Regions from separate parts of the Homo sapiens genome. Here region 2 is linked to region 1. A link is an interaction called in ENCODE POLR2A ChIA-PET data of the cell type or tissue named here. Cell type or tissue: PC-9. All regions are shown on one strand.

The links. Peaks named below come from ENCODE experiments on the same cell type or tissue, not always from the same donor. Only the 100,000 strongest peaks of a DNase experiment are listed, where the experiment ranks them.
Region 2: POLR2A ChIA-PET joins it to region 1 with 8 read pairs; 1 of 35 experiments calls an interaction of 5 or more read pairs at or near these places.

The regions. Positions count from the first base shown.
Region 1 is chr5:173,982,959-173,985,458 of GRCh38, reverse strand. No RefSeq gene overlaps it. Among named protein-coding and RNA genes, the nearest start is that of C5orf47, 5.0 kb to the left of the region's middle. In PC-9, CTCF peaks have their summits at 844 and 1,043; a DNase peak (open chromatin) is centred at 1,028.
Region 2 is chr5:173,509,492-173,511,991 of GRCh38, reverse strand. The region is part of intron 14 of LOC105377732 (a long non-coding RNA gene); the gene reads right to left. Among named protein-coding and RNA genes, the nearest start is that of LINC02995, 69 kb to the left of the region's middle. In PC-9, no CTCF peak of the experiment used is centred here; no DNase peak of the experiment used is centred here; H3K27ac peaks cover 104 bases.

The DNA of each region.
Region 1 (2,500 bases):
CCAATTTACACTCCTCCAGCCAAGTATGAGGATTCCACTTGCTCCACTTGTTCACCTCCACTTGGCATTGTCATCTTCATGTTAGCTGTTCTCATGGATATGTATATTAGGGTTTTCCAGAGAAGCAGAAACAAAAGACTGTGGCGTGAGAGAGAGAGAGAAACTACAAGGTACACCAGCAAGCTAAGAGATCTAGGGAAGAGTTGTTGATGCTGCAGTTCCAGTCTAAAGGTCCTCTGCTGGCAGAATTCCCCCCTCTTCAAGTGAGCCCAGTCTTTTCTTCCAGGCTGATATGGTTTGGCTGTGTCCCCACCCAGTCTCGTCTTGAATTGTAGTTCCCATGATCCCCACATGTTGTGGGAGAGACCCAGTGGGAAGTAACTGAATTGTGGGGGCAGTTATCCCCATGCTGCTTTTCTCATGATAGTGAGTGAGTTCTCACAAGATCTGATGGTTTTATCAGAAGCTTTTCCCCCTTTTGCTCAGCACTTCTCTTTGCTGCTGTCATGTGAAGAAGGACATGTTTGTTTCCACTTCCACCATGATTGTAAGTTTCCTGAGGCCTCTCCAGCCATGCCAAACGGTGAGTCAATTAAACCTCTTTCTTTTATAAATTACCCAGTCTTGGATATATCTGTATGAGCAGTATGAGAATGGACTAATACACAGGCCTTCAAATGATTGGATAAGGCTCACTTATATTTTGGAGGGTTATCTACTTTACTCCGAGTCTACTAGCTTAAATGTTAATCTCACTAAGAAAAAAAAATACCTCACAGAAACACATCACTGTCTCATTAGGATTGGTAACTGGCACTTTGCTTTGTCTATCTGAGAAGGTCATGGTTCCCGGTTTGCTGTTGTTTCTTGTGGATGTGCGTCCATATCTTTGCATGAAAGGTTATATTTTCCAGTCTTCACATCCAGCTTGTTTTTGTCTTTCTAGGGTATGTTTGCTTAGATTCTTTGCAGTCCACCTGTTGAATGCTGTTTCCACTAGGACACTGCCTCCTTTTCCACACTAGATGGCCTCTTAAGCCCAGGTTTGCCTCACTTTCACAAACAGTAGTGCTGCCAGACTTGGATGGAGGGTGGTGAGGTCCCAAATGAAACACCCTAGCCATGTGGGAAGGCTGGTAGGGGGTCGTACCCAGGGACCTGTGGAGCATGCCTCCCATAGCGTGGTGCTGCTGGAGAGCCACTGAACTGCCATCCTCCCTTCTTAGTCTCAAGCTGCCCTCAGGGGTTTTTCTCCCTTCAGGCACTCACAACGCTTCCTATAGGTTGATGCAGGAACCCAGGATAATGGGAAAGCTGGCATCCACCTCACTGTCACCAGTGGAGCAAAAGTTCATGATGTGAGTCTCCACATGCTGTTCTCTTCGTCTGAGTGGGAGCTGCAAATTAGTCCTGCCTTCTATCTGCCATTTTCCCCCAGTAGGTCTTTTTTTATGTGTCCTATAATAATATTGACAATAACTCTCATCAACATATTCTACAAAATATTCTGAAGAAATTCTGAAAAAGAAAACAGCAAAAATGATTCTAAGGGCAGTTTTCTGTGTGGTGACTGGCAGCTTGGGGCACGATCATCAAGGATAAAGAAGTCCATTTCTCTTACCCTCCAATTGGAGGCTTTTTACTTCTCTGAGGCCTTGGGGATCATTTCTGCTTCATATTTGAGTTCTAGGATATTGCTGGTGATAACCTTTGCACTGATATTGGTTTTAGTTTTCTGTGGGGGAGAGGGAGGCCAGATTGCTTCTACTCTGCCATTTTGGTGACTTGACTCTCAACTTTTCTTCCTCCCTATGTTTTATGTAAGCACATATAGAGTTTTTGGTAATTTTATAGTATATTCTAAGCATCATGAGACATCAGTATTACTATGTTTTATACAGTCAGGCTTCATTTAGGTTTACTAATATATTTACTCTTTCCATTGCTGTTCATTCATCTTTTTTCCATTTCATTCATTTTAAACTGTATATATATATTTCTGCTGGGTATTGAATTCATGTCGCCAACTATTTTTTTTCAGCACTTTGAAGATATTCTATTGTCTTCTTGTTTCTGATATTGCTTTTGAGAAGTCAGCTATTAGTCATATTACTGCCCTTTACAAAGTAATGTGTCTTTTTTCCTCTGCATGTTTTTCAGATTTTCTTTTTTCATTGCTTTTCAACAGTTTCACCATGAAGTGCCTAGGTGTGGGGTTTTTGTCTCTACTCTGTTTGGGCTTATTGGTGCTTCTTGAATGTGCAACTTGATAGCACTTGTCAGCTTTGGTAAATTCTAGGACATTATTTCTTTGGCTATTGCCTCTGTTCCATTCTTTGTCTTCTTTTCTGAGACTCCACTACACATATGTTAAATCTTTTTACTCTGCTCCATAGATCTCTTCTGCTCTTCTGTAGTTTCCACACTTCTTTCTCTTAATGCTTCTGTCTGATTATTTTCTACTGATTTATATACCAGTTCACTAATCCTCTCTTCAGCA
Region 2 (2,500 bases), 470 kb after region 1:
ACAGCAAAAAAGAAAAAAAAAACAAACTAAGGTAAGAAGAAGCCAATGAGGCAGGAAAAGGAACGAGATAGAGGAGAGTGAAGAAAGTGGGACCGGAAGGAGGGACTGACTCATTTCCATTTATGATGCAGTAGTTTGGCCAAATAGCATGATGGTAGATACACACCCAAATATATCAGTAATCGCATTAAATGTAAATCGATTAAATAGTTCAATTAAACATCTATAATTATCAAACTAGATTAAAAAACAAAATCTAACTATATGCTGTTTACTAGAGATACACCTCAAATATAAGGATATAAAGTAATTAAAAATTAAGAGATGATATAAGATTTACCATGCAAACAATATCCAAAAGAAAGCTGGTATAGGTATACTGGTAGCAAAATAGACTTAAGGCAAAAAGCCTGATTAAGATCAAAAGTTTCAAGTTTCATAACAATAAAAGCGTTAATCCCCCAAGAAATTCTCAATTTATATGTATGTAAAAAACACAACTTCAAAATATAAAAAACAAAAGTTGACAGAATTATAAGAAAGTCTAGGCAAATCCACACTCATAATAATGAGAGACTTTAACAAACTTTTCTCAATAAAATATATAACAAGAAAGAAAAAAATCAGTAAGAATATGTAAGATCTAAACAACACAATTAACAAATTTGATATATTGACATGTACAGAACACTGTGTCCAAAAAAGTATACTGTTTTTTCAAGTGTACATGGAACGTTTATGCTGGCCATAAACGAAGTTTCAACAAACTTCAAAGGATTGAAATCATACAAAATATGTTCTCTGACCATGGAAGAATTAAGTTGGAAATCAATAACAAAATAAGTAGGAATTCTTCAAATACTTGGAAATTAAGCAATATATTTTTAAATGGGTCAAAGAAAAAATTTCAGTGGAAACTGGAAAATATCATTAACTAAATGATAATGAAAATATGACATATCAAAATATGGAGGATGTGGTTAAACCTCTGCTTAGAGAGAAATTATAGCCTTAAATACATAAATTTAAAAGAAAAAATATGTAAATCAGTAAGCTAGTTATCTATGTCAAAAAAAAGAATAGAAAATTATGTCTAAGGAAACCAGAAAAAAGAAAAAAAACTAGTAGCACAAATTAATAAAATACAAAACAGACATTCAAGATAGAAAATCAATATGTCCAAAAGTTGGCACTCATAAAAGTAAAATAAATGTTAGCTTTCTGGGAAGTCTTATAACAAAGTAATAGCAAAGTAATAGAGGAGACAAAAATTACCAGTTTTGATGAAAAAGAAAACATCATTCCATATCCTGCACATGTTAAAAATATAGTTACAACTTACTATTAACAATTGAATGTTAATAAATTAAAAATTTTAGATAAAATGGAAAATCCTTAGAAAAACAAAATTAACAAAAGCTGATGTAAGAAGAAATAGAAAATCTGAAATAGTCCTATTTCTATTAGAGATATTAAAGCTGAAGATAACAAAGAAATCTCTAGACATAGATGGCTTTCCTCCAAATAAATTACAAATGAATTTCTCCAAATATTTATGGAAGAAATCACACCAAACTTATATAAACATTTGCGTAGACTAGAAAAAATATTTTCTATTTTGTTTAATTAGGCCATTGTAATCTTGACATCAAAAACTGACCTTGACATAAAGCAAAATTATGGGCCAATCAGTCCTATGAACAGAGATGCAAAAATACCAAACTAGCAAATTGGATTTAGTAAAATATAAAAATAATAATGAAGAATGAGAAAGTTGCATTTGTTCCCAGAATGAAAGGTTGGCTTCATATTTTAAAATTACTATAATTTACATTAACAGAATAAAAAGAAAATCATCTGACCATCTCAGTAGACACAGAAATAGCTTTTGATAAAATTCAACACACGTTTATGATTTTAAAAAACTTGAAATCCCCTCTGCAGACAGGAACAAAAGGGAACCTCTTTAGTCCCATAAAGAGTGTTTAAGAAAAAAAAAAAGCCCTACAGAAAGTATTATACTTAACGGCAAATATTGAAAGCTTTCTGCCTGAGAATGAGAATGAGCAAGAATGCCTGTTTTCACCACTTCTATTAAATATTGAACCACAGTTTCTAGCCAGTGCAAAAATAAAAGGAAAGAGGGGATAAAAAGATATAAAATTTGGGGAAAAAATCATTATTTGCAAAAAAAAATTACTTTGTTCACAGTAAATACAAAAGGACCTAAAGAAAAACTATTATCATTAATAAGTGAATTTTGGAAGGTCATTGGATAAGAAGGTCAATTGTATGTAAAACTCAATCGTATTTCCATATAAATGCAAAAAACTGACAAACTTTAAAAGAATATTGTTTATATTAGCATAAAACAAACATTAGTGAAATAAATGGAGATCTAAATAAATCAAGGAACATACCATATTCATGGATTAGAAGACTCAATACTGTAAAGATATCAATTTAACTCAAAGTTAAATATAGATTCAATGCAATTCAA